7 separate regions of the Mus musculus genome follow, and regions 1, 2, 3, 4, 5 and 6 are each linked to region 7. A link is a loop called in an ENCODE intact Hi-C map of the cell type or tissue named here. Cell type or tissue: gastrocnemius. All regions are shown on one strand. Region 1 holds the start of Tk1 (thymidine kinase 1). Region 2 overlaps Tnrc6c (trinucleotide repeat containing 6C). Region 3 holds the start of Tnrc6c (trinucleotide repeat containing 6C). Region 4 holds the start of 2900041M22Rik (RIKEN cDNA 2900041M22 gene). Region 5 overlaps Tnrc6c (trinucleotide repeat containing 6C). Region 6 holds the start of Gm11723 (a long non-coding RNA gene). Region 7 has its middle 27 kb from the start of Gm34128.

Region 1 (4,000 bases), 440 kb after region 7:
CATGAGCAGCCCAAGGCGAGACGCATCCTGTTCTCAGTGTCTGGAATGGGGGTGGCCTTGGAAGCCAGGCAGCAGAGTGACCCTCTGGAACCCCTTCCAGTCACTGCCCTCCAGATTGGAGGACTCTCCACACCATGCGGCTGTCTGCTGGCAGAGCCAGGCTGAGAAGCCTCTGCTATAGGCCCCACTGGAGACCGCTTCCCGGCAAGGGAGAATCCACCCAGGCCTCTGAAGGCCAGCTTGGACACACTCCAGAACACCATTAAAGGATGCCGGGAACCTCTGCTCTAAGGAATGGAATGCTGGGCTGCACCCAGCGCCTTCTCCCTCTGGTTTCTGCCTCACTTTCAGAAACTAACTCAGAAAGCCGTTTCCCAAACCACAGACAAGCAGCATATAGTGGCATTCTTCCCAAGGAAAGCACCTCCTGGCCTACTTACTACCTCACCATCTTAAAATCTGGGAAGCTGGGTGTGGCCAACCACATCCGGAATCCTTGTATTTACATAGATCTGAAGGAGTTGTGGGCTGGGTGTGGGATTGCTAGCCTGTAATTCCAGGAGGAAGAGGAGGGAGGGTTACAAGTTATAACCCACCTATGCTACCTGAGACCTGCCTCAGTAAATGGGTTGAGAGATCATTTGTCATTCTTGCAGAGGACCTAGGTTCTACCCCCAGGAACCACATGGCAGCTGACAATTATCTATAATTCCTGTTCCAGGGAATCGGATGCTCTTTTCTGACCTCCCAGGGTACCAGACAAGCAAGTAGCGTGCAGATCTACATGCAAAAACCCTAAACAAATCAAAAACAGGATGGAGATGTCTGAATGTGTAAAGGGCTTGCTTTGAGAGCATACTGAGCCAGGTGTGGTGGGACATGTCATTGATCCCAGCGTTTGGCAGGCACAGTTGGATCTCTGTGAGTTCAAGGTCAACCTGGTCTACAGAGTGAATTCCAGGGCAACCAGAGGTCTGTAGAGAGTTCCTGTCTCAAAACAAAACAAAACAAAAAAAAGATATGGCCAATGAGTGTGGAACACAGATCTTATAACCCGAGGCTGTCCTCTGAACGCGGGTGTATGGTTACCTGTGTGCAAACACACACCTCCCTAAGAAACCAACCAAAGCTGGGCATGGTGGTGCACGCCTTTAATCCTAGCACTTGGGAGGCAGAGGCAGGAGGATTTCTGAGTTCAAGGCCAGCATGGTCTACAAAGTGAGTTCCAGGACAGCCAGGGCGACACAGAGAAACCCTGTCTCAGAAAAAAATAAAAGAAACCAACTAAAGAACACAACACAACACTCGGGCATCTTAAATTCTCTCTTCCCTCCCCTGGTAGAGGGGACCAGAGAGAGGACAGGCAACAAGCCAGCTGTGGCCACCACTCTAGGCACTGTTGCCTCCTCTGATTTCGGTCCTCCTGGATGCACATCCCGTCCTGAGCGCTGGCACCGTGGTTACAAAGACAGTTGTAAAGACCTCAGTACAGAGTCTGGCAGGAAGCCTGGCTTGAATCCCCAGGCCAACTCCCAAGTCCTGGTAGTTCTCGGCTCCACTTCCTGCTCCGCTTCAGAAACCTGCTCTACCCCAGGCTGCTCACCCTTGGCCCAGCTCCAGCAACCCCGAGAGGCACAAATTACTTTCTTGAACTCCTACCTACCCTTGGGCTCAGAGGGAAATGTCCAGTGGAAGGGCTGATAGATAGACAATTCAGAATGATGACGGCTACCTAATGGCAGAGAGCCAACTAAAGAGGGGGGGAAATATCTCTGGAGTCAAGAGGGCTGCAGCCTCTACCCAAGTGGGACCCAGGTTCTCCCAGCCTCCGTGGGTACAATGGACACTTGGGGACAGGTTATTCTAAGTAAGTTTTGAGCACTTATTCATATCCACTAGAGGCTAGCAGCAGTGTGCCCCGAGGCTTAGGGGTTTCCGAAGGGCAGGCTCAGGGGTAGGACTGACCGATCATGTGTGGAGAAGCTGTTGCTATAGCGCGTGTCTTTGGCATACTTGATGACCAGGCACTTGTACTGGGCGATCTGGAAGCGCCGGACTCTTCTCATCAGCTCTGTGCTGCAAGAATTAACCAGAGCACATGAGGCCCGAGCAAAAGGCGGGCTGCCACTACCACCTAGCGTCGGGCAGCCGGAACTGCAGCCGTTCACCCCATGCTGTTCTGAACAAAATTCAATTTTCATGAATGAACTTCAAAGTCTTTGACAGAATCACCAGAGAGCTTGCTTCTGGATCCCAGATCATGAGTTTGGCCCTCACCCTCGGGGCAAGGGACAAATTGAGGTGACACCAGACCATTCAGAAATAATGAGGTGCCTGGTATGGTGATGCACCCCAGCAGAGGCAAGCGGATCTCTGAGTTGGGCCACAAATAAAGACGCTGAGTTAAAAAAAAAAAAACAAAAACTAACCCCAAGATAAAGCAAAGAAAACCCAAGTAGTGTGTGTTTGTTATTCTGGGTGGGACTCCCAGAGTTTAGACCCTCACCTCAGAGTTAATTGGGCTCCAAGGCTTTAGGAGAGCTCGCATGGGGAATGAATGAGGAAACTGTCAGAGAAGGTGCCTAACTCCCAGGGGACACATGAGAGTTCGGTGGGCTCCTGGGTAATGTGGGCTGGGGTCTTCAATTGTACCCCCATGTGGTCCGCCTCAGCAAAGATAGGGTTCCCCAAGAGAAAAGGCTTGGGCAGGAGGATGGCAGCAATCCAGGAAATCGAATTTTGGGCGGGAATGTACACACAGAGGTCGAGCGCGTTTGCCGCCTAGTCAGAGGCTCCTGGGAAGATGGGGGAGGGGGGAGAGGAGAGCCAGGGCCTGCAGAGAGAGAGGCTGCAGAGAGAGAGGGAGGCCCACCGCCCCGAAGGCCCATTCATTACCTTTTCCCTGAGAACATGGGCCCGAGAATCACCTAGAAGAGAAGTCATTTAAGGGGTCTCCCCCTTGTACACCCCGCACCAGCCACCACCCGACCCCACTCCAGACCCCGCACCTGAATCTGCCCCCGAGTCTTGCTGGGGGAGCTGGGCAGCACGGTGGGCAGATTGATGTAGCTCATGGCTGCTGTGCAAACCTTAGTTAGCACCGAGAGTCCGTGGGTGGAAAAATTTCGACTTACTGCTCGCATTTGCCCGCGAACTCAAAAGGGGGCGGGACGAAGACAAGACTCGTCCCACCTCTCAGCTACGTGAAAAGCCTGGAGCTCGACCATCCCCTCCGGATCTGGCCATGGCGTTTCCTTCCCTTTCTGCGGGCCAGAATCCCTGGAGGAACTTGTCTTCGGAGGTAGGTGTGGTGCAGCCGCCCAGAGCCGGGACTGGAATTTTAGGATGCCCACAAGCCAAATTTCCAAGCGTTGAGCGCCAGATTTCTTCATTTTTCTCGTCATAGAGCAGGTTTAGCTTGTTAGCCTGGTTTTAAAGACAGCGAAAACTCAAGTTCCAGCAGGAACTAAGGGGCTTAGGGTTTGGACCTTACTCTGAGGTTGTGCAGTGTGATTCTGTGTTTCTGTAACTACAGTCTGGAAGGTGCCAAGGCTGGGGGTCCTTGCTGTGAGTCGCAAAGTAAGGCAGGCACCTTCAGGGACAGACTGTATTGAGCGGCTTCAGAATTCCCATGCTAAAACTCCTATGGCTCACACCGAGCATGCCCAGAAACCTTCTCACTCAGGAATTTGTTTGGTTACTCTGTCTGCCATTGGTTGCGGCAAGGGTTACCAAAGGCATACACAAAGCAGGACAACACATTTTGGCGCTTGCTGTAGTTAATTACCATTCCACTAGGATTTCTTGACTGGTTAGCTTGTATTAAACAGGCTTCTTTGTTTTGGTCACAGACAGACATCACTTAGAATCTGTTGAAAGTTAGGAACATGTGTCCTCGGGGGTGGCTCAAGCATTCAATTCCAGGCAGAGGCAGGCAGGTGACTTAAGTTCAAGGCCAGCCGGGTCTACAGAGTGAGTTCCAGGTCAGCCAGGACTACAC
Region 2 (4,000 bases), 330 kb after region 7:
ATCCCTGGAGCTAGGGCCAAGCCTGGTCTACATAATGAGCTTTAGGTCAGCCAAAACTACATAGAGAGACCCAGTCTCAGGGAGGAGAGATAGAAAAACCCTTTGTCCTTGTCTCATGGAGGATGGATGTAGATCACAACTATCCACTCCACACATCTTTAATAACTGCAGTGACTGCTGGGCAAAGAGTGACTTGGTTGGATGAGGGAAGAAGTTACGGAAGGGATCTGAGGGTAGTGCTGGACTGAGATCTGAAAGGTGACTAGAATTTCATAAGCCTGGATAAGAGACAGGAGAGAAGTTAGACCCCCACAGAGAGAACAAGCTTTGCTGGGCTTAAGGGTGGGTGGTAGGACATTTTCCAGAACAAAACAGAAGATTAGTGTAGCACCTGACGAGTGGCAGAGGAGAGTGTGTGGTCAGGGCTACAGGGAGTGGCCCCCTTCCTTCTCCCCAGCTTCTCTCACTGGTTCAGTGATTTGACATGGGCTCTCTCTTCTGGCAGTTTGAACATTCTACATTTGCTGGGAAGTAGACCAAAATTTTAGCTCTTTTTCACAATTTACTAATTTATTAAAAATATTGCATGCAGCCCTGTGGAAGTTGTATTCAGCACATTTGTATCCTAGAACACCTGAGATCCAAGTCTACTCAAGGCTCTTTCTGAGGTGGAGGAAGCCCTGTATGTCCCAGAGTGTACGCACTTGAGGGTAACAGACTTGGAACAGGATGAGGGGAGCACTGGCAAGCTTTGTGCATCCTCGGTCGTCTGCCCAGTGTGTTGCTGTGGTAGAAATCGACATGGATGAGTTCAAAAGACCTGTGGTCATTAATGCTGTATGGCTCACTCAGCTTGATACAACACAGCTTTCAACCTTATTATTCTTATTGTTAGTAGCCACTATAAATATAACTGTACAGTTAACATTAATGTTATCTAGGGCACAATATTGAAAGTAGCACTTAATTTAATTTGAATACCTTTCGGAGTAGCTGGCGCGCTGCATGTGGTGCAGAGTATCCTTGCAAACGTCAGTTCTCAGGCCCACTAGATCACACAGATGGCCCCTTGCTGCCATCTCCCTACAGCCAACACCTAGATAAATCAATTGTGCAGTTGTTGAACGAAGGGCACCTTCTTCTTCAGAAGACCATGAGGCAAAGAAAGGCACCAGAGAGGTGGTTTGTATCTTAAGCAGTGATGGCAGTCTGACCATGCACACTACACTGAGAACTCTTTAGCAGCAGAGCATGGGAAGGCACGGGTAGGCAGCAGGTGGCATCCTGTCTCTGATGCCAGCAATGCCAGGAAACCGGAAGCAAGGCTGAAAGTCAGATTCAACACACAGGGGTCCAATAGCACGGCCTGGAGAAGGCCGGGAGCATAAGGAGAGCACGGTCACGGCTGTGGCTGGCTGGCTGAATGGCCCAGGACCTGAGGCACAGTTCTTGTTCCGTGGCTCTTTAGAGATGCTGAGACCGAAAGGTCAGAAATATTTACCAGCTGACATCTGATCTTCTGGAGCCTGGTCTATGGAGGACTTGGCGAGCTGGGCCAGATGGGACCATGCTGCTGAAGTCCTTAACAGAAAACAGAAAACAGAAAATGACTTGTTAGAATAGAGTTTTCAGGGATTGTCTCTTTCTTAAATAATGTATCTATCTTTTGCCAGCAGGTGTCGCCCTCACTTAAGAAAAACATGAAATGCCTATTAGGCAGTGAAACTAAGACTTTTAGCTTGCTGAAAGCTTTTTAAAAAGGTTAACTGTTCCTTTGAAATGTGGCCCTAGATGCATTTGTCTGAAGAAGAGGATGGCAGAGTGGTCTTGATACCCTATGTCTTTGGACAGGAATAGAATCAGAAATTTAGATCTGAAAACAGAAAACCAAAAAATACTGGCTTAATCAGAAGTTTTCTCAGCACACTATATCTCGCAGCTCCCCCTGCTCAGGGTTGTTGGCTGGCTACCTCACTGCTTGCTTGTCCAGCCATCTCCTTTCTCGGAGTCCTAAAGGACCAGCTCAAAGTGTTCGCAGTTCTGGCAGCTGGAAGCAGGCTGTGAAAAGAAACATGTAGACCAAAAACTGAGCGTGTTCATGCTACTCTCCAGGCTTCCCAATCTCTGTTACTGTGATATATAATAAGTTATGTTTCTCCATTTGGGTAGCTGAGAACTGAACCCTGGTCCTCTGGAAGAATAGCCAGTGCTCTTAACCCCTGAGCTACCTATCTATCTAGCCCCAAGAAAACAAAATCTTATTTTTTTTAAGATTTATTTATTTATTATATGTGAGTACACTGTAGCTGTCTTCAGACACTCCAGAAGAGGGCATCAGATCTCATGACAGATGGTTGTGAGCCACTATGTGGTTGCTAGGATTTGAACTCAGGACCTTTGGAATAGCAGTCAGTACTCTTAACCACTGAGCCATCTCTCCAGCCCAAGAAAATAAATTCTTAAATGTAATATATTTCTGAGAAACTTGTTCAAACTTTTCTTGTTGGAGAGCACACTTCCATTTCCTGGAAAAGTCCTGTCCAGCAGAAACATCATGCAATGCAAAGGGCTGAGTGCGTACCTCAGTGATAGAGTGTGTAGGTTTAGCGCGTGTGAGGAGACCCTGGATGTGATCCTCAGGAGGGAGAGAAGACAAGGGGGGGGGGAGAGAGGGGGGGGGGAGAGAGGCAGAGGGAGAGGGAGAGGGAGGAGAGAAGAAATTGCATTTAGCTCACAATGATGACATGTGCCTATAGCTATACAGGTGGTTGAAGCAGAGGATCACTTGAGCCCAGGTGTGTAAAGCCAGCCTGAGCTCCATGTTTTGTTTTGTTTGAGACGTGGTCTCGTGTAGTTTGGGCTAGCCTTAAACTTGCTGTGTAGCTGAGATTACTTTGAACTCCTTATCATGCTGCCTGTACTGTCCAGTGGCTGAGATGGCTGGTCACAAGGGGACTCTCTCTGTCTTAGACTCACAGCACATCTCCGTAGCCTCACATGGTTACAATTTTTATTTTCCCAGTTGTTGATTCAGTTGGGTAAGAAATCATGGGTTGTGCTTCATTGCTGTCTACAGAAAGAAACACTTGGCTCATCCCCAGGGACTTATTGCTCCACTCTTGGATATCTTCATTTGGAAGGGAAATGACTTCCAAGTGGCCCTTCCCAGCTGACAACTGAAGATAAAGCCTGGACTCAGGGCAGCACTGGGCAGCACTGGGGTTTATTTGTTTCCAAGACAAGGCTATATGGGTGCCACTCTTGAATAGCCCAGAGCATGACTGAGAACAAAAATTTGGAGCCCGTTGGTGTGAAGGACCCAGAGAGTAAGGGGTAGGCAGCTGCTCCTGACCATCCTGCTGAGTGTGGCTCTCTTGTACTTGGAGCTCTCTGCTGGGATGGAGAGGAGGGGCTGATGCTCTCTGAGCACGTGCCTTCCTCTGTTAAAAATATCACCTCCCCTTTTCATTCTGTGACGATGAACAAGATCTTCACAGCAAAGAACGTGGTTGGGGATGGGATTCATATTTGTTCAAAATCATCTGCATTCTTTGAGGGAGTATGTGCAGAAGACCTGAGGATACAGGGCTGCTGTCTTTTCCTAGGGGACTTGTGTGTCCAGTAGTCTAAGAATACAAATAGTTTCTGTTCTGTGCCAGTAAACAGCAAACTTCTCCTGTAAAGGACTGGATGGTGACTGTTACAGAGTTAGGAGCCCATAACTGGTCTCTGCCATTTGTTTTCTCCCTCCCATCCTTTAAAATTGTGAGAAGCAATTTTCTGAGTTTCTGCCAGTCTTTACTCTCTCCTGGAGCAGTTATCGAGGAAAAAGGGAGGTTTCAGGGATATCACACACGCCTAATATGCCAGACAAGCAACATGGGACAAGGAACTGAATATTCTGTATTCATATGTCTTAGACTTTGGGGACTTAGATGGCAAGGAAAGCAGCGGACTCACAGCATCAGCTTACTTAATAGGAATTACTTTTTCTATACCA
Region 3 (4,000 bases), 270 kb after region 7:
CTATCCCCACCTATGTGGGCCTTTTTATCCAGGTTACCTGCCATATATGTTTTCTAGGAAGGTTCACAGCAATCCAAAGCTCTGCTGTCTTCAGCAGCGTGAGCTGCTGCCTGCGATTGCCCCTGCCCGCCCGTCACCTATTCCTGAGCTGTGGCAGACCCTGATAAACACAGTGCTCCAGGTTCCCTTGTCTCCCTGCTGTTTGCTGTTGCTTCTCTCTTCAGTGTCCTTCCATGAGCTTCTGTTATTGCTTCTGTGACCTCCCTCAAGACTTAGGCTATAGGTCCTCTGGGAAGGTCTCTAGGAGACAGGCTACCTTCCAGAACACTTTCATGGAAGGTAATCATACCGGTTTTTTTATATATCGTGTGTGCATATACATGTGTGCATAGGTCAGAGAACAAACCTCAGACATCCTCTGCCTTGATTTTTTTTTTTTTTTTTTTTTTTTTGTCTTACCTTGTAGCCCCGGTTGGCCTGGAACTCTATGTAAAACGAGGCTCACCTTGAATTCAGATGCCTCGTTGTCCAGAGTGCTGAGATTAAAGATGTGCATCACATCTACCAGTCACCTTGTTTTTGGGTCAGGATCTCTCACTGGCCTGGAACTTGCCAATTAAATGAGGCAGACTGGATAAGGAGCCTGTGGAATCTGTTTCTGCTCCCTCAGCACTGAAATTACTGGTATGTGCTACTATGCCAGGCTTTTAAATTGTGTGTGTGTGTGTGTGTGTGTGTGTGTGTGTGTGTGCGCGTGTGCTCAGATACACCAGCACCAGGGAATGACCCCAGTGCTTTGAACATGCTCAGCTGACACTTTACCTCTGAGGTACACCCCTCTTCCTCAAATATTCTTTCTACCACCACAAGTCCATATTCCAAACTATGAGTCTAATTTTCATTCCAAAAGATATAGCCCACCTTTTCTAGTGGTGTTAGGATATCTAAGGTAGGAAGAGATCCTTATTGTGCCAGGCTAAGTAAGCTCGAGGGGAGGGGACGATCACAAAGAAAGCTGGAAGAGAGGAGAGGTCATGGTCACAAAGTCAATGAATGGCAAGGACAAATGCTAAATGACGTCATTTTGGTTCAATATTCCAATAACTGAAGTTTTACAGTGTTGTTTGCACCCAGACTCTGGGCTCCTCATGGATTTAGCAATCTACCTAGTGCATGCTGTGTAACTGCAGGATGCTATTTGTGCTCCTTCCTGGATCATGTGATAATATCTGGACTTTTGAGACACAAAAGATACAGGTTCTCAGCAGTCAAGAATTAAACTGAAGTCAATAAAATGCTGAATAGAAAAGGCAGAAGTCTCTGTGAGAGCCACATCTGCCATCAGATCTTTCTAGGGGATATGGGTTTGCAGGATGAAAAATACACAACAGACGTTTGAAGCCGACTTCGGAGAGTAAGTAAATCTGACGACCAGAAGGCTTAAAATATAATAGAAAGAAAGGAGTGTACAGAGCTCACGGGACCCTGAAGGGAAACGAGAGCAGCAAGTCTGTTGTGTCCCTTTTCTCCACAAACATTTCAAAACATGACACTGGCGGCAGCAAAACTGCATCTCGAAGGTACTACTAGAGCGTTGTCTCTTCTTCCAGACGGGAACACATAGACAGGGAATGGCCTCTTACAGCACTGACAACTTTCAGAAGCATCGCGGATCTACCAGAACATCAGGGTCGGGAGTGGTGGTGGAGAGGAATTAGGCTCCTTCCATCACCCTCTGTGGAGAAAAATATGAGCTTTCAAAATCTTCCCGTGGCTTGAACAGAAACTTGAAAGGGACTCTACGGAGCGCACAGTGCTTCGGACCTTACCCACCAGATTATTACGTATATGTATACCAAGGAGGAGCCAAAGAATGGAGGACCACCGCGGGCTTCCCAGAGCCAGGAAGAAAATGCGGGGTGTGTAGTCTCAGCCCAGGGCTTGGGGTGGGCAGGTTGCGTTCGCTGTAGGGTGGAGTAGCTGCGGGGAAAGCAGGCCTCCCCAGGGGGCTGCTTTGCAGCCGGGATTGTTTGGCTCGCGTCAGAGCAATCCCCGGGGAGCCTCTGAGCGAAGGAGGGGGCCAAGAGGATGCCGCGAGGAGCGCGCAGCGAGCTTCTAGGCCGCGTCCCGCGCACGTACGAGTGTGCACCGTAGGGAGGTACAGGGCGTGTGCACGGCACGGGCCGGAGGCGCGCCAGTGCGTGCGCCAGGTTCAGGGCGCCGCTGCGCAGAGGGCCAGCGCCGCCGGGCGAAAACGCTGCGCAAACCCGGGATACGGCGGGGCGCAGAACCGGAGAACGGAGGCGGCTACGCAGAACTGAATCTGCGGCCCTTTGGTGCGCAAGCTAACGCGGAGTCACAGTGCCCAAAAGCGTGAAGGCAAGCGGCCACGGGAGAATTCCGCACGGCTCTCCGCATTGACCGGGAAGGAGCGTCAGCTCCGAGGAAAGGCGCGCGTCCGAGGCGCGTGAAGAACGCGCAGCTCGCACCCCCGCGCGCTCCACGCGCGGTCTGGACGACCACAGCGCGGGCGGGTATTAGGGGAGAAGGAGGAGGCGTGGTCTTTTCGTGACGAACCAATGGGATCGGGAGCACTGCCTGGAGGCGGAGCTCAGGATCAGGGCGCTGATTGGCCATTCCGCCCTCCGGTATGCAGATGCGGTGGGAGTCACGTGCCGGGGGCCGGTACGACTTCCTGTTGGAGGCCCACGCGGGGCGGGGCCGGGGGCGCGAGCGCCGCGTCTGGCTGGAGCGGGGGGAGGGGGGTTCTTGTCAGTTAGAGCAACAAGATGGCCGCGGTGGCAGCTCCGCACCTCAGCGCGACGGCCCCGGGAGCCGCAGCCGCCGTCGCCGTCCGCGTCGCCGTGCAGCCCTGAGAGCCGCCGGGTCACCCCGGCCGCCCCCGTGACAGGCGGTCCTCGCGCCGTCGCGCTCCCGCCGCCGCCGCCGCGGGCCCGCTCGAGCCGGAGCCTGAGGCGGAGGGAGCGGAGCGGCCCCGCGCCCAGCCGCCCATCGCCGTCCCCGCCTCAGACCCGGGCTGCGTCCGAGCCGCGGCCCGCCGAGACTTAGGAGCAGGGCGCGTCGCGGCGTCGCGGGCACTGGACCTGGACCTGCCGGGACGTGCCGCCGCCCACCCGCCGCCCGCGCCCGGACTCGATCCTGCGGCGCCGGCACTGAGCGGGCCCCCGCCGCCGGAGCGCCCCCGAGGGCCCCGGGCGGCCGAGAGCGACCTCTCCACCGCCAGGCCCGCGCCGCCGGAGCCCCGCGGAGCCGCCGCCGGGGACGGAGCCCAGGTGAGAGCGCCACCGCCGCAGCGCCCGGAGGTCTTCGGGCCCTTTGTTCGGCCGAGCCGGAGCGCGGCGGCCCCGAGCTACCCGCGTGCGGCGCCGGCCGGGGTTGACGGGCGGAGGAGAGGCACGGACTGCGAGCTCCTGGCCGGGCGTGCGACATCGGGATGGGGACCCAGGGGTCGGACACTTAGCCGTTCCCCCCAACCCCCGCGCTCGCTCTCTCGTTCTCTTAAAACTAATGCAGTGGTGGATGATACCCGCTCCCCTTGCATGGTCCCCTGCAGACCGTGCGTTCCCAAAGGGTGGCATACACCGATCCGCAGTGTGGCGTTGTTTGGTGAGCCATGGGCGACCCCGAGGGCCCCCTACAGTTGTGAAATGAGGTGGATTTATTTGTAACGGTGTTGCAAACGGATTGCGGAGTGCTTGCGTGCTAGGAAGACGCACCGCCACCGCCGCCAATGCAGCTACCTCGACCGGGTTAACAGATAAGGAAACCCGAGCGCCCCGACGCCGTCTCTGCTTTTTTAGGGTAGCTTGGTCCGCGGCTTCGCCAAGTAGGTGAGATGTAGCGAATGCTTCCGTAGCAGTTAAAACCTGCAGATGTGGACCTGAAGCTGTCCCCCACCCCCATCTCCCTGTGCGTTGGCCGGGCGAGGAGACGGTTGGCGCGCGCGCTGCGCGTCGCTGGAGGAATCTTGATGAAGGAT
Region 4 (4,000 bases), 230 kb after region 7:
ATCCTTGCTCCATTAGGTTGTCTTGTCATTTCAACAGGAAAAGTAGCCCAAGCTGGTCCTCAGAATGGAGCTCGAGGAGACAACAGACAGCTCCCTCCTCCCTCTTCCCTCCTCCCTCTCAGTGACTGTGGTTTCAGCCCCTAGCCTGTAGTATGTGATCAGGCAACCAATCAGATTAAAACCTACACCTCCTATGCTTTTAGAGCTAATTAACACAGATGTGGAAATGAGAATGACCCACCAGCCACAAAGGAAGACTCCCATGAAGATCGTATAAACTAGAACCCGCTCTGCAGAAGCCTGCAGGATAAGCATTTCCTGCTGCCCTCCTGCCCACAGCTTGCTTCGGGCTTCACTGTGGGTTCACGTGGGCCAGAAGCTGCCAGCACAGCCCCTGTGTGCACAGCCCAAGATGCATGCCTTTGGCCTATGAGGGAGAGAGACAGAGAATGTAAAGATGAATCTTGTTAACTTGACAGAATTGAGAACTGGATACAATCCTCCTGGGCTGGGGTCTTGGACTAAACAAAAAGGAGGAACAGAGCCTGGCACCAGTATCCATCTCTCTCTCTGCTTCCTGACTGAGGATGTCATGTGACCAGCATCCATCTCTCTGCTTCCTGACTGAGGATGTCATGTGACCAGCATCTCTCTCTCTCTCTCTCTTTCTCTCTCTCTCTCTCTCTCTCTCTCCTCTCTCTCTCTGTCTCTGTCTCTCTCTGCTTCCTGACAGAGGATGCCATGTGACCAGCTGTCTCCCACTCTGGCTTTCACACCATCCCCACAATGACCTTGAACTGTGAACCAAACAACCCTTTCCTTCCTTAGACTCCTTTTGTTGCTGGATCTTATCAGGAACAGGAAAATTATTTAATACAGAAAAATTCACTTCTCAGGCTCGGCCAGTCTGGGCTATGCAAGTCTAATAAAGAGGCACAAAGATTCCAAACTCCCCAGGCTCTAGGAGGACGCCCCACCAGGGATCTCCTGGAAGCTCCGCCCACTCTACACGCTGCAGGAACACCTCGGACCTCAGAAAGGACGGGCTTGCAGGAGTCTGCCCCGCCCATCACACACCCATTAGAAGTAGAGCTATGAGGCTAGTTGAGCTGGCCCGCTGATTGGTTATATGGTCTTGTGCTTCCTTTTAACTTCTCTGGGCTTCCACTTCTCCCTCGGCAAAACACACAAGACCACGCCTTGCAGCTGCACCGCGCAGATGCCTTCCGAGCTGTCCTAAAAGCTGGGATCTCTCCGGCAGTGCAGGGTGAGTATTTGGTTAGGAGGCTGCTTTCTTTATCCCTTTTATGAGAAAAAGGACAGACCAGCACCAGTTCCACCTTCCAAGTCGGAAGCTTGGGCATGTGCTAGTCAGACCATTTACCCGTTATCACCCAGCAAAGATGTGATAGCTCTGGAGTCTTCTCCAGGAACCTGCTTCAGATCCCGTATCTCAGACACTGTTTCCTAGTGCCAGCCTTGCTAGTCAGCAGAGAGAGAGAGAGAGAGAGAGAGAGAGAGAGAGAGAGAGAGAGAGAGACCTGACCAGGGTGGCTGCTGTCTTGATATCATAGCTCATCATTTTGTGTTCAACTTCACAGGACTGCAGACTAGCTCCCAGATACTTTGTAACAAATGACACCAAGACAGTGAGCTTAAAACAAAACAGTGAGGTTCAGGGGTCCAAGCCTCTGGCCAGGTCCTCCACTTGTGCTCTCATGAAGCTGCCATCCTAGTCTGAACTGCTAATCGTCTGAAAGAAAGATCCATCTTCAACTCAGCCAGTTGGTGTCTGTCAGTTCCTTGTGGGCTGTCAGGCTCGCACTATGTGGGCTGTTGGACCTGTTTCTTTGCTGACGATCAGATGGAGACCACACTCTACTTCTGGCTAAATAGCCCCCTCTATCAGCAACTCAGAGCTTATCCAGCTGCTTTGCCAAAGCCAGCATGGGGTGGAGGGCGGGGGGTGGGTATCATGGTCATTTGGTCAGGCACAGTCCCACCTTCAGACACAAAGGTGGCAGGAGTCATGGAGAACAATCTGGTGGCCACCATGTGACACGATAGTCACACAAGCATGTCCTCAATTTCCAGATTCAGGAAGAATGTCAAGAACAGGTGAAGGACCCACCCAGGCTCAGTTCAGTGGGAAAACGTTCTCAACAGCTTTGATGTCCCTGAGCTACATGCAGGTGGCGTTGGTACCTGGCTGGCTGCGGCAGATCCAGAGCAGAAACCACATCGGTGGGAGCCAGGAGACTGAAGAGCTTCCCTTCCTACTGCAGTCCTGTTACCTGGGGTTGGCCGGTCTGCATAGTGTGGAGTCAGCACCAGCTGAGGATGTACACATCGGTTGACATTGGCCAGTGCTGCTGCTTCTGCCTCTACCCAAGTGGTCATTGTTGGGAGGGAGGTCGTTGGGCTCCAGAGGGCAGGTCGAATGTTGAAACTACCTGAAGTTCAGACCAGCTCCCAAACTGAGCCTTCGGAAGAAAGGCCTTTTGTTAGGGGAGCCTCTGGAGTGGGAAGAGAGGGCAGTCTCCCTCCCCGAATAGGAAGTCTGCTGGTGGTGATATCTAATGAAGACTTTTATGATAGAAATGTAATTGTTAAAAAAAAATTTTTTTTTTACATCGGTCTCAGAGCTTTCAATCCAAGAGCTCGATCATTCCCTCATTCATGCCCTAAATAAGCCCTAATTAATCTCGAGGCTGGAAGAAAGGAGGCTAGATTGCAGCTTTCTCTGTAAGGACACACTTCATATTTTGGGGGAGTTTGAAGAGGCTCTCAAGCACTTCCCTCAGTGGTATTTTATCAGCGGCTCAGAGCGGCTTCATTAGGCTGCTGAAGTTGCTAATTGCATTACCATATTTTTAAGCCTCATAGGTGCGGGCCAGGCTTGACATCTTCCAATGTGCCCAACCGTTTGCCAGCTTGGCATGTCAGAGACCCCTCGCACAGTTTGCCTCAGGTGCAAGGAAGGCGACCAGCACCAGTGTCTCAGGGGCCTGCTGGCCACCTGCTGGGAGGGAAGCCACTACCAGGTCTCATTCACTTGGCAGAGAGAATGTGGCTACAGAATCAATGTCGTGGTGAGGCTATAACTCCAGCATTCAAGAGACTAAAGCAAGGGCTGAAAGATGGCTCCATAAGTAAAGCCTCTGCCTCTGTCCCCAAAGCCACATGGTAGGAAAGAATTAAAGGGGGGAAAAAAAGCATAGCTTTAAAAGTTAATGTCGTCCCATGGAGTAGAAAAAAAAAAAAAACCTTCAATACCCTCGCCAAGGAGGGAAAAACAAAATGAGCCCATGTGTGCACGCATGCATTCTTGTGGGTAGATATAAACATATGTGCACACGTTTATTTACATAGACATGAATATCTATATATGTGTGTTTGGACAGATATAAAAATATAGGCATATATATGATAACTGTGCATATGTGTGTAGGTAGATGAAATACATATACATATATATGACTGTATCTAGGTAGATGTAAATATATGTGCATATATAAATACTATATGTTTACATAGATATAAATACATGCATATATATGGATATCTATATATTGCATATATATGGATATCTATATATTGCATAACTATGAATGTAGATATATGAGTATAAATGCATGTATATATTTATATAGACTTGAATATATGCAGATTCTGTATTAGTTACTTCTCTCATTGTTGTGACCAAATACTTGACAAGTACCAAATTAAGGGGCTGGCGAGGTGGCTCAGCAGTTAAGAGCACTGGTCGCTCTTCCAGAGGATCTGGGTTCAGTTCTCAGCACCCGCGTGGTGGCTCACAACTGTCTGTAACTCCAGTTCCAGGAGATCTGATGCCCTCTCTGGCTTCTGGAGATACTAGGCATGGAAATGGTATACACACACACACACACACACACACACACACACACACACACACACAGAGGCAAAACACTCGTACACATAAATGTTTAAAAAGCAACAAAACTTTGAAAAGCAGAGA
Region 5 (4,000 bases), 290 kb after region 7:
TGTGAACTCAAGTGCATGTCCAGGGTGTGTAGAAGCCAATAGCAAAGGGGATATAGATAGAGTGCCAGTAGTCAGCCTGTAAGACCCAGGCTGGGAAATCTACAACCATCTGCCTTGCTTTTAATGCAGCCAGCACAACGAACATTTCATTTTAGCTAGCAAGCTTCATTTTAGGCCTCCATAAAGGGCTGTATCAGGGCAGTACAGAAAAGAGAGGGTCAGAGGAAGGTCCTTCACTGCTGACTGACTGTACATCCTCATCAGCCCTGCAGAGGGAGGGATGGTCTCTGCAGTTCTTAGCCCTTTCCCGATTCATAGACAAATTTCATCTTGTAGGTAGTAAATACCTGCCCCACCATTTTGCCTCTTCAGGTCTTCTTTAGCCCCCTTAAAACATACCCACTTTTGAACAGTTAACAAATCTGTTTAGTAAATCTACTCTGTTGTGATTACTGGGATAATGTCTGGCTCCTAGCTGTTCCTGACTACTAAAATTCCTGAGTAGGACTGGGTGTGGTGGTGCAAGAGGAGCTCAGTGAATTTGAGACCAGCCTGATATATATATATGGGGCCAGTGAGACCCTGGCTCAAAAACAAGGCAAGACTCCTGATCATTATTTCCACTTGAGCCTCAGCATCGCCTTCAAGTCCAGGCTTGTAAGTGAGGCAGTTGTGTTGGTTTTCCGTTGTTTATAACAAATGACCACAACTTACAGGTTAAAAAGCAGTGAGTTTTAGGTCTCAGTCCTTTAGGCCAGAGGACCAGCAGAGCAACGACCCAGCAAAGTTTCCAGATGGAGCCTCTATATAAGATTCTACTTGTAGGCTCATTCTTGTTGCTAGCAAAATTCAGTTCCCTGACAGATCTTTCTTTCTTTTCTGGCTACCAGAAATGCTCCTTACAACTCCTCCTTTCTCCCACTTTCAAGTCAGCAACTATGTTAAGTGCTCATCTTCCATGGAACTTCATCCTCTGCCTTGGCTCCCAAACCCAGATTTAAAGCATATGTGTGATTGGGTCAGGCCTACCTCAGTCTTAAAGTCAGCTGATGAGTGACGTGAAGTACACCTGCACGTCTCTTGAAAATTATACCTAGCTTGGTGTTTGAATGTCTGGGAGAAGGTTTATGTACACTAGGGGCTAAGACCTTTGAGGTAATCCAAAAATTGTGCCTCCCACAACCCAAAATAGAAATAAGGAAGTGAAAAGATAGTTGGAATTTACAGATTGAAAACCCAGAAAAAGCACCTCAGAGTGTAGCTGTTTTATTAAGAGGGCGTACATGTGTGTACACCTGAAAAGGGCATCGGGTCCTCTGGAGCTGGAGCTGCCATGCAGTGGCTGAGAACTGAACCTGGGTCACCTGCAAGAACAGCAGATACCTCCTAACTATTGAGGTAGCTCTCTGACCCCAATCAGCTAGTTTTTAAAGGAAAAATAAAACTAGATAAGTGGGTAATTTTACTAAATGCCTACCATTTAGGCAGTACATGTAATATCTGCTCCTTACATAAGAACATGTTAAAATCATAACAGGCATTTGAACTCACTGTGTATAGAAAGTGCATGTGAAGGAAGTAGAGTATAGGTCACTGGTAGAAGGTGTAGGCATGGCCCTGGGTTTCATCATTAACACAAATCAGACGACAGTGTTATTAAAAGAGGAAAGAAAACCATGGAGGGATGTTTGTAAATATGGAAAATACAGGGCTGGAGAGATGGCTCCACAGTTAAAGAGCACTGGCTGCTTTTACAGAGGTTCTGAGTTTAATTCACAGCAACCACAAGGTGGCTCACAACCATCTGTAATGGGATCTGATGCCCTGCTCTGGCACCAGGTGTACATGCAGATAGAGCACTCATATATGTGAAATAACTAAGTAAATCTTAAAAAACACTTTAAAACGTGGAAAATAAATACTACAGAGCTTTCAGTTTAATTAGTTTAGGTTTAAGCAATTCTGGGCTTGGGCTTTTTGAGGAATGATCCTAAAATTGAGCTCCTCTTACCTCTAACTCCTGGGATTATAGAAGCTTGTAACCATTCTTGGCTAGGGGATACTGATTATTAATTTCATTTGTTCATTCATTCATCCATTCATTCATTTATTGTTTTTTTTGGGGGGTGGTGGTGGGTTGTTTTGGTTTTGAAACAGGTTTCTCTGTATAGCCCTGGTTGCCCTGGAACTCACTCTGTAGACCAGGCTGGCTCTAAAATCAGAGGGATCCACCTGCCTCTGCCTTCCAAGTACTGGAATCAAAGGTGTGCACCACCATGGCCCAGCTTATTTATTTTGAGATTAGGTCTCATTATGTAGCCTTTACTGATGCAGAACTCTCTGTGTGGATCAAGCTAGTGATGAAATCAGAGGCCTACCTGCCTCTGCCTCTTGAGGCTTAGGACTGAAGTCATGTGCCATAATTTAAAAAAAATATGTAAAATATTTTAAATGTACTATTATGTGTAAGAGAAAGCGTGTGTGTGTGTGTGTGTGTGTGTGTGTGTGTAGGTCAGAAGACAACTTTCGGGAATTGTGTCTCCTTTCACTGTATGTTCTTCAGGTTGAACTCAGGTTTAAGTGGCAAGATCTTTTATCTGCTGATCTACCTCCCCAGTCCTACATAATGTTTTTCTCTTCAAAATATAATGAGATGATTGTAAATTTCACTTGAAAGGATGAAAGAATAAAGAATTTTAAAAGAGAAATAGTAGCAGTGACTGCAATTTTATGAATCTTGAATGTTAGTGCAGTTCCCATGGAGGTATACAGGGTTAGTGGAGGTCATCTGGCGCATGGGTTCAGTAGAGGAAAAGAGAGTCAGCAATGTATAGAGGAAAGAATTTGTAGTCCTGAACACTAAGTGATGTCCAGTGCTCTCAGCTATTTAAGAAAGAAATGAAGTGCCCAATGTCAAGAATTTGAAACTTCTGAAGGTAAAAAATAAAAAGGTAAACTTCTGAAAATGCAGAAAAGGTTAATGTTTCAATACTTTAAAGGAAAAAAAATGATTTATTTATATTATGTGAGTATACTGTCACTCTTCAGACACACCAGAAGAGGGCATCAGATCCCTTTACATACAGATGGTTGTGACCCACCATGTGGTTGCTGGGAATTGAACTCAGGACCTCTGGAAGAACAGTCAGTGCTCTTAACCGTTGAGCCATCTCTCTGTTCAGGTTAATTTAATACACATATAAACCCATAGAAATTGATGGAGAAAAACCCACAGACTAAGACAGAGTCAACATGGTCTGTGGTAGCCAGAGATACAGAGTTAAGAAAGAAGAGGAATCCTCAGGAAAACGAATTCATAGCAGATATAGGAGGTATGTCATTCATAATCAAGAATTGTGAATTAAGGCCATTGAGATAGTTTTTCTATTAGATTAGCAGAGATAAAAAATTATATTGTGTATATATGAGGAAGTTTTGAAATAAGCGCATTGGTGCTTAGCTAGGAAAAGCATTATTAAAGTGCTCAGCACTTTACAACAGCAGTTGAGTGATGTGCTGAGCCCTTCAGGAGTTACTTCTGAGGCATCCCTTCAAGTGGTGATGAAAGCACAAAAGAGGTATAGACAGCATGAAACAAAGACACCACTCAGAACTGGGATCTGAGTACACTATAGAGACCCAAAACAATTCTGTTTCGGCTTTCATAGTTAAGTTTGTGAGGCTTGGTTAAGAGCATTTACATGAAAATTGTGACAATCATGAGGTTTTGGGTTTTTGTTTTTAAAATATTCCCTAAAGCAAATGAAGCATTGTCTCTGAAAAAAAAGAAAAAAGTATTTTAAGTCTAAAAGTGTATGGACCCCTTAAATTCAAGCACCCAGAAAGCAAAGATAACCAAATGTCTGTGAGTTTGAGGACAACCTGGTGTACATAGCAAGTTCTAGACTAGTCAGAACTACTTAGTATGATTCTGTCTCAGAAGAGAAACAGAGACAGACAGACAGACTGTATGTTTGTGTGTCTGCTCTTCCAGAGGACC
Region 6 (4,000 bases), 400 kb after region 7:
TAGCCCGATGGTCTGCCTGCTCCTCTGTTTCTGTGGGATACTGCAGAGGTGAGGGACGACCCCACATCCTCCAGGCCTCCATCCTTGGCCATCCTTCCCGGGCCACAGAGATCCTCAGTTGGCAGATAGATCACTGTGCAGTGAGACTCATCCTGGTTCCGCCTCCTGTATGGCGAGGGTGGAGGGACCCCCCCACCACCACAGAAATCCTTCCCCCTTCCACCAGGATGGCAGAAGGCCTACCCCAGCAGACACTCTTGGGTCAGCGCTACAGGACACCCCTCAGCGCCAAAGTGTTCTCATCCTGGGACTTCTGCATCCGGGTGTGGGAAGCCGCCACCATCAAGAAGCACGAAATCAGCAATGAACTGAAGGTGTGTGTGGCCAAGCGCACGAGTGTGGCTGGCGATGAAAGTGAGGGTGAGGGGCTGCGTGGGCGTGCACGCGTGTGCCCCGTGTGAGAACATGCAAATGTTCTAAGAATGTGTGAGCCAGACCTAGTGGCACATGTCTTTAATCATACCACTTGGGAAGCAGAGGCAGGAGGATGGCTGTGATTTCCAATTCAGCCAGGGGCTACACAGTGAGATCCTGCCTTAAAAAATAATAATAATAATGTGAGTGTGTCTAGGTATGATGTACATATCTGATCCCAGCACTGGGATCCAGGGCTGAGGCAGGAAGATCTTCCTGAGTTTGCTACTAACCTGGGCTACAATTGTGGAAGTGCCAGGCCAGCCAAGATTATGAGACAAGGCCCTGTCTCAGCGAGAGGTTGGCAAGATAGTTCTTCAGGTAAAGGGCCTTGCTCTGAGACTGCCGACTTAAAGTTCATCTCTGGATCCCACATGGGAGAAAGAACCAGCTCTTACAAGCTGTACTCTGATCTCCATGTGTGCACCATGACACTCACACACGCATGTGCACACACACACACACACATGCATGTACACACACACACATGCATGTACACACACAGTGTAAAAATAAAATTAAAAACCCAACCACAGGGGCTGGAGAGATGGCTCAGCAGTTAAGAGTACTGACTATGCCGGGCATGGAGGCTGGCACATGCCTTTAATCCCAGCAGGCAGAAGCAGGCAGATTTCTGAGTTCGGGGCCAGCCTGGTTTACAGAGTGAGTTCCAGGACAGCCAGGACTACACAGAGAAACCCTGTCTTGAAAAACAAACAAACAAACAAAAAAGAGTACTGACTGTTCTTCCAGAGGTCCTGAGTTCAATTTCCAGCATCCACATGGTGGCTCACAACCATCTGTGATGGGATCTGTGGAAGAGTATATCACATACATAAAATAAATAAATCTTTAAAATAAAAAAACAAACCGAACAACAAAAGGGGCGGACACACACCCATGTGTGTGTGGCTGGTGAGAGAGTGTATGATCAGGGGTGGCTAGTGATTGGATGAGGGTAAGTGTGGATGTGTGGATGTGGAGTGCTTCAGGGCCCCTCTCTGCTGCTGTCACGTCAGATGGAGCTGGAAGAGGGCCGCCGCGTGGAGCTGGCTCAACAACAGACCAGGGCCCAGAAGGCCTGCCGCCTGCTCACCTACCTTCGCACCAACATCCTCATTGTGCTCCTAGTGGTCGGAGCCATCAGCGCCATCTTCTGGGCCACCAAGTACTCACAGGACAACAAGGAGGTACAGGAGACTTGTAATCCTTTCTTTACCATTTGTTTGCTTTTCTGGTGTGAACGGTGGGAGGAGGTGAGTGCCCCCGCTTGGCAGATGAGAAAATGGAGGCTCAGGTCAAGGCCCTGCTTGGGAGAGCTGCATCTTCGGAACCCTGACCTTCCCTCCTACTCCCCACAGGAGTCCCTTTTTCTGGTGCTCCAGTACTTGCCTCCTGGAGTCATCTCCCTGGTCAACTTCCTGGGCCCCCAATTGTTCACAGTCCTGATCCAGCTGGAGAACTACCCTCCCGGCACTGAAGTCAACCTCACCCTGATCTGGTGAGCATACGGTGTGTGTGTGTGTGTGTGTGTGGCATTGTGGTTCCCGGGCCCTGAACTGGGACTCTCTATTCTTCACTACAGCCAAGGGATGGTGAGCAGTGCTTTTAGAACATTCAACCTTAGGGACCCAAATCTGAGGCTTCCCTGAAGAGAGCCATCAGCCTGCACCAAGCGGAGGGAGGGCCGTTCGGAGGGTTGGGATGCTCTTTGGCTTTGGGGAGTCAAACCAGCTGTGAACACTCACAAAAATCCCGCAGTTTGCTGGGGGGTTATGGAGGGTGTTGCTGTGGTGGCACACACCTTTAATCCCAGCACTTGAGAGGCAGAGGCACACAGACCTCTGTGAGTTCCAGGCCAGCCTGGTCTATAGAGTGAGTTCCAGGACAGCCAGGGCTATACAGAGGAACCCTGTCTCAAAAAAGAAAATGAAAAAAAAAATTAAAAATTCATCAGTTTGAGACACAACTCCTGCAAAGCGTGAGGGCTAAGCACCTGACCTTCAGCCTGGAAATGCTGGACCAGTTTCCTGCCTGTGTACCTCACCAGCTTCAGAAGTTTCTCCTCTCACCTCTCAGGGTCTTGCCTTCTCTCCTCCTCTGCATCCCTCATGGTCAATTCTGATTTGCTTTGAAACACACACAAGAAACAACTCGTGCCAGGCATGGTGGCGTAACTCTAGCACTTGAGATGCAGAGGCAGGGAGTCACAAGTTCAAAGCTAGCCTGGGCTACACAGCAAGATGCTGTCAAAACCATCAAAGTTAACATCTATCAAGAGGGCTTGGAGGGTATAAGCCCACGCCATGCAAGCTTGACAGCCTGAGCTTGGATCCCTGGAACACATGTACAAAGCCAGATGTGGTTAAAAAGCCAGATGTGGTAGCACACATCTGTAACCCCAGCACTCCTGTGTTGAGAAGGGAAACAGACAGGGACTCACCTGGGAGCACCCAGGCCAGCAACCCTGGAGCACACAGAACATCCTTAGAAAAGTGAGCTCTTGGGCCAGGTGGTGGTGGCACACGCCTTTAATCCCAGCACTTGGGAGGCAGAAGCAGGCAGATTTCTGAGTTTGAGGCCCGCCTGGTCTATAAAGTGAGTTCTAGGACAGCCAGGGCTATACAGAGAAACCCTGTCTTGGGAAAAGAAAAAAAAAAAAAAAGAAAGAAAGAAAAGAAAAGAAAAGTGAGCTCTTGCATCGACAGTTTGTTTGCTGTTTGTTTTTGAGACAGAGTCTCACTCCATAGGCTGGCCTTGAACTCACAGAGACCTGCCTGCCTCTGCCTCCCAGTGCTGGGAATGAAGATGTGTACCACTTGTCCCAGGCTTGCCTTTGTTTTTTGTTTTGGTTTTGTTTTAAGATTTATTTTGTTTATATGATTACACTGTAGCTGTCTTCTGACACACCAGAAGAGGTCATCAGATCCCATTACAGCCACCATCATATGGTTGCTGGGAATTGAACTCAGGACCTTTGGAAGAGCAGTCAGTGCCTTTAACTGAGCTGTCTCTCCTGCTTCCCTAAATGACAGTTCAAACAGCTGTAAGCCATCAAGTACTTGCTGGGATTTGAACCAGGATACTTTGAAACAGCAGTCGGTGCTCTTAACTGCTGAGCCACCTCTCCTGCACGCTGGTTTGGGTTTTTTTGTTTGTCTTTTAAGGTGCTCCAAAGGGCAGCCATCCCTGCCTCTCAGCCCCTGCTGAACTGGAGACCAAGCCTCGGTTACCAGCCCTTCTAGTCACACAAACACTGTACTGTCTAGGTTACAGGTATGCCACAGATTCAGGCCATCAGACTATGACACATTCAGAAACTACGTGTGGCATGTGTTTCTTTTCTTTTTCTTTTTTTTTTTTTTTTTTTTTTTTTTTTTGGTTTTTCGAGACAGGGTTTCTCTGTATAACCCTGGCTGTCCTGGAACTCACTTTAAAGACCAGGCTGGCTTCGAACTCAGAAATCCACCTGCCTCTGCCTCCCAAGTGCTGGGATTAAAGGCGTGCGCCACCACGCACGGCTAAT
Region 7 (4,000 bases):
GTGTGTCCAGGGAAGGCCTGTGTGGACATCTTGCCACCCTCTCAGCTCTGGTGGGCTTCAGCAAGGATGGGCAGAATGAATTCCCTACGACAGAGATGGCTCATCTGTCAGAGGGCAGTCAAACCAGGCCCCTGCTGCGGGCCCTGGAGCTCCTGTGTTCAGCCATCCCCAGTGTCTGGCTGTCCATCTCAGGCAGGTGGATCTTTCTCATCTCTTTCCATCCTTCTCCCTCAGCCACTCTCGGCAGAGTCATGGGACTTGTGGCCTTGTCACTGGACTCGGAGTTAAACTTGCCAGACCCAAGGCAAGTGGCCCTGACAGTGAAGTGGCCTCAGGGACCCTGATGGAGATGTTCACACGTTTCCAGCGCAGGCTGACCCTGCCGTGGGCACCTGCTGGGACCAATTAGAATCTCTCGGTCGGGCCAGGGCTCATTTGCATAAACTCTCATCCCCAGGAAAATTTTCTCCAAGAGGCTTCCTGCTCTGCGCTAATTAAAGAAGACTCCCAGTGTTCCTTTGCCTGTCAGGGCTCAGTCCCTGTCTCCAGCAGGTAGCCAGAGAGAGAGAGAGAGAGAGAGAGAGAGACAGAGACAGAGACAGAGAGACAGAGAGAGAGACAGAGAGAGAGACAGACACAGAGAGAGACAGAGACACAGAGAGAGAGAGAGACAGAGAGACAGAGAGAGAGACAGAGAGAGAGACAGACACAGAGAGAGACAGAGACACAGAGAGAGAGACAGAGAGGGACAGAGAGAAACAGACAGAGAAAGAGACAGAGAGAGCATGTGTGTGTATGCAAGTGCACGGATGTGTGTGTGTGTGTGTGTGTTGGTGTCGGTGTCTTCCAAGACTCCCACCACAACCAAAGGACAGACCTGTCTCTGGGATTGCCATTTTATTGGGATTACCAATATAAGGTTTTTATTTCAATGAAAGGCTTTTCTGGGGCTGAAGAGGTGGCCTGGACAGTAAACATGCTCACTGTGCAAGCAGATCCCTGGCCAGCCACGGTGCTCCGTGTCTTTTACTCCCAGGGGATGGGGACAAGAGGATCTCCGGAGTCCGCCGACCAGAGGGCATTTCAGGTTCGATGAGAGACCCAATCTCAAAAATTAAGGTGGAGAAAGGATGTTTGTTGCTCTTACAGAGGACCTGAGTTTGGGTCCCAGCCCCCACATGGTAGCTCGCAGCCATCTGTAACTCCAGTTTCAAGGACTCTGATGCCCTCTTCTGACATCTGTGGGCACTAAGGATATATGCAGAATATATATACCACATACAAACATACAGGGCAAACATAAAATATATTAATAAAACATAAGGTGGAGAAAGACTGAGGAAGATACCTCATGTTAACTAGTAGCTTCCACAACCTCATGGCCCCATGCTGGTGTGTGCACAAACACACACACATACTCAGAGAGAGAGAAAGAGAGAGAGGAAGAGAGAGAGAGAGAGAGAGAGAGAGAGAGAGAGGGAGAGAGAGAGAGAGAGAGAGAGAGAGAGAGAGAGAAACACACACACAACACACACAGAGAAACACAGAAACACACACACATACACACACACACACACACACTTCCTTATAGGATCCTCCTTCCCCTGGACTCCTTGAGACCCCGCCAGGTTCTCCCTGAAGTTGTTTAATGAGCTGTCCCAGCACTGTCTGGTCGCCTCTCTCTAAGAGGCCTCAGTCTGTTTCCCAGCCCTTCCCCGACAGGAGCTTACAGCTGAGCCGCCTTAGTGAGATGTAAGTTCAAGGAGTTCAAGGAGAGGTTATTTCTATTTTTGGCATGTGGAAGGCTCCTATGAAGCTGTGGGGTTAGGCTGGAAGGACGTGCCTCTCGATAGAGTCGCTCGGGTTTCTGTCACCCTTCATCCTTTTTATTTCCGACATTCTCCTGAGGTTTGCCTTGGGACAGAAGCAGGCGCCAATTGAAAAGGAATGAAGGAGCCAGGCAGGAGTCCCTTGGAGATAATCCTGGGAATTGATTTGGGGGCCTAATTGGTTATTGGGAGAGGGCTGCTGGGGCATCCAAGACCAGCATTTCCCGGCTCCCCTTCCAGGAGGGCGGCGTCTACAGGTGTGGACTTGGAGGAGTAATGACCCAGGATCTACAATATCTTCGAGGCACTATCTTGGTCCCAGGAACTTGACCGAAGGTACTACACATTTGTCGAAGCAGAGAACCCCAAAGCTGCAGGGGGAGGCAGCATTTCGAGACTGTGAACGCACTCGGCTCACCCACGTGAGGAGTCACAGACGCTGTTAGCTGGTGGATTCCAGGAGTTTCTGGCTTCCTAGAACTTCAGCCTAAGAAGCTGGGGCAATTCAAGAAGTGGCCACGGGGTGGCAGTATGGAATCAAAAGCCCTGCTGGCATCCGCTGATCCTTAGCTTGAGATTTCCAAGCTCCTGGAAGCCGAGCCTGCCGCCCCATGCCGGCTCCGCCAGAGCGCCTCCTTAATTTAATCGCCTGTCCACCGAGCTGAGAAGAAGCCTACACCATCTTTTCAGCCTGGGCAGTTCCCACTGTTCCGAGTCTGTCAGGTTGTTTAGTAGCTGGGCTGGGAACATGCTGATAAAACAGTTAATTTCTATTTGCTGTTGCAGCGTAATTGGATGAACATGAAAGCAATTAAATATTAAAACATACAAACAAATAACCAAGTCACCGTAATTAGCCAAAGTTTGATCACTGTCATATTTATTTAGGGAGAGGTGATATGTCTCAGCAGGTGACATTTTAAATACCCCGGGCCACTCTGGGGTTGTCTTTGGAGAATGTTGAATTATGTAGGGAGAATTTAATTAAACCCTGTTGTAAATCAGTTGTGATGACGGGGGAATGACAGCCACATGTTGAAAAGAGAATTAGTCCACAGCGAGGGATATTAATTAACTCTTTTTCTGAAGGCTGGCTCAGAGTGGCAGTCAAAAAAAAAAAAAAAAAAAAAAAACAGCCCTTTGACGCAGGAAGGGGACCATGCCTGCTATTTTTACAACTATCATCATTATTTATGGATTGAGTTTCTTCAATAGCTGGTGTGGCTGATAGACACACACCATACACGAGATTAAACAGTTCTCTCCCGGGAGCTTGGGACGCCGCGTGGGAAGGGCGGTGGGATGCAGGAAGATGGGTACAGGAACCAAAGCCCCACTTAAAGGTTTTGGCTCCTGAGGATCTGAGCATGCGCACAGGGGTCAGAAAGGAAGCGCAGACTGGAGCTTTGGAGAGAGAGCCAGAAGCCAGGTAGCCCGATCTGTACCTGTGAGGACAGGAATGGGGCTCAGGGAGACACATTTGCCTGTATTCCTAGGACCCCTGAGGGACAGTCCCTGTGCAGTGTAATCTAACTCAGCCAGTGGGATCAGAGCCATTCCTAAATTTTGAGATCCAGGAGGCTCAGGGTCAGCTGAAGGCGAAGTGATAAGATTAGTTCTGAAGTTCTATGGAGATGGAGAGCTGCCTTTGTCCTACCCAAGCCGGCTCAGGGCAGGAAGAGTTGCCCCTAGGCTTGGTGACATTGGCTTAGGTAGGAGGCAGCCAGGACGTGCTACCTGAGCCTGCAGCATAGCTGTAATATCAACTACTTGGGAGACTGAGGCAGGAGGATTACGGGTCAGAAACCTCTTGTGCAACTTAGATTTTTGTTTCAAAAAAAAAAAAAAAAAACAAAAAAACAAAAACAAACAACAAACCCAAGAAGAATTCCAGGCAGAGCTCAGAGGTAGAGCGCTCAGGGGCTCTAGTAATCTCCTGCACCAAAACAGCCCCGAAGAGCAACAAAACCCAGTGACCTGAACACCCTTGCATCCACGGCCTGGCTACTGTGGGGCTACGGGGAGGTTCTGTTGCTAAGGTCTTGTTCCCCAATTAGTTCTTGACTTGTCGATAAAGGCCAGGGGCCAATTGCTGGACAAAAGGTACAGATGGGACTTCCAGGTTCCAAGAGGAAGAGGAAACTCAGGAAAGGGAAGGGAACTTCTCTGCC

What was found. Peaks named below come from ENCODE experiments on the same cell type or tissue, not always from the same donor. Only the 100,000 strongest peaks of a DNase experiment are listed, where the experiment ranks them.
Region 1: a loop joins it to region 7, with 10 times the contacts of the local background. A loop is called at or near these places in 21 of 42 quality-filtered maps.
Region 2: a loop joins it to region 7, with 3 times the contacts of the local background. A loop is called at or near these places in 7 of 42 quality-filtered maps.
Region 3: a loop joins it to region 7, with 4 times the contacts of the local background. A loop is called at or near these places in 15 of 42 quality-filtered maps.
Region 4: a loop joins it to region 7, with 2.3 times the contacts of the local background. A loop is called at or near these places in 9 of 42 quality-filtered maps.
Region 5: it touches region 7 in a loop (2.8-fold over the local background); 3 of 42 quality-filtered maps call a loop at or near these places.
Region 6: it touches region 7 in a loop (7-fold over the local background); 10 of 42 quality-filtered maps call a loop at or near these places.

Annotation. Positions count from the first base shown.
Region 1 is chr11:117,822,706-117,826,705 of GRCm38, forward strand. It overlaps Tk1 (thymidine kinase 1), which reads right to left and starts at 3,309. Exons shown (of 7, transcript NM_009387.2): 1 at 3,009-3,309; 2 at 2,896-2,927; 3 at 1,966-2,076. The coding sequence starts at 3,074. It overlaps Afmid (arylformamidase), which reads left to right and starts at 3,214. Exons shown (of 11, transcript NM_027827.3): 1 at 3,214-3,301. The coding sequence starts at 3,245. In gastrocnemius, a CTCF peak has its summit at 2,144; DNase peaks (open chromatin) are centred at 1,509, 2,108, 2,781 and 3,150; H3K4me3 peaks cover 1,925 bases; H3K27ac peaks cover 2,975 bases.
Region 2 is chr11:117,707,868-117,711,867 of GRCm38, forward strand. All of the region lies in intron 3 of Tnrc6c (trinucleotide repeat containing 6C), which reads left to right. Among named protein-coding and RNA genes, the nearest start is that of Tnrc6c, 56 kb to the left of the region's middle. In gastrocnemius, a CTCF peak has its summit at 1,658 (motif pointing right); a DNase peak (open chromatin) is centred at 1,663; H3K27ac peaks cover 3,911 bases.
Region 3 is chr11:117,652,039-117,656,038 of GRCm38, forward strand. Tnrc6c (trinucleotide repeat containing 6C) reads left to right here and starts at 2,251. Exons shown (of 22, transcript NM_198022.2): 1 at 2,251-2,648. In gastrocnemius, CTCF peaks have their summits at 2,253 and 3,666; DNase peaks (open chromatin) are centred at 2,184, 2,625, 3,056, 3,416 and 1 more place; H3K4me3 peaks cover 2,718 bases; H3K27ac peaks cover 2,940 bases.
Region 4 is chr11:117,610,168-117,614,167 of GRCm38, forward strand. It overlaps 2900041M22Rik (RIKEN cDNA 2900041M22 gene), which reads left to right and starts at 1,080. Exons shown (of 2, transcript NR_015489.2): 1 at 1,080-1,267; 2 at 2,095-3,250. Gm35170 (a long non-coding RNA gene) reads right to left here. Exons shown (of 4, transcript XR_003949818.1): 4 at 1,656-2,483. In gastrocnemius, a CTCF peak has its summit at 1,900; a DNase peak (open chromatin) is centred at 2,961; H3K4me3 peaks cover 1,117 bases; H3K27ac peaks cover 1,555 bases.
Region 5 is chr11:117,677,150-117,681,149 of GRCm38, forward strand. The region is part of intron 1 of Tnrc6c (trinucleotide repeat containing 6C); the gene reads left to right. Among named protein-coding and RNA genes, the nearest start is that of Tnrc6c, 25 kb to the left of the region's middle. In gastrocnemius, CTCF peaks have their summits at 1,801 (motif pointing right) and 3,039 (motif pointing right); no DNase peak of the experiment used is centred here; H3K27ac peaks cover 1,725 bases.
Region 6 is chr11:117,784,894-117,788,893 of GRCm38, forward strand. Tmc8 (transmembrane channel-like gene family 8) reads left to right here. Exons shown (of 16, transcript NM_181856.2): 6 at 1-48; 7 at 227-374; 8 at 1,494-1,664; 9 at 1,836-1,975. It overlaps Gm11723 (a long non-coding RNA gene), which reads right to left and starts at 1,254. Exons shown (of 3, transcript XR_003949820.1): 1 at 1,217-1,254; 2 at 1-837. In gastrocnemius, a CTCF peak has its summit at 1,635 (motif pointing left); a DNase peak (open chromatin) is centred at 1,592.
Region 7 is chr11:117,382,722-117,386,721 of GRCm38, forward strand. No RefSeq gene overlaps it. Among named protein-coding and RNA genes, the nearest start is that of Gm34128, 27 kb to the right of the region's middle. In gastrocnemius, no CTCF peak of the experiment used is centred here; a DNase peak (open chromatin) is centred at 2,411; H3K4me3 peaks cover 583 bases; H3K27ac peaks cover 213 bases.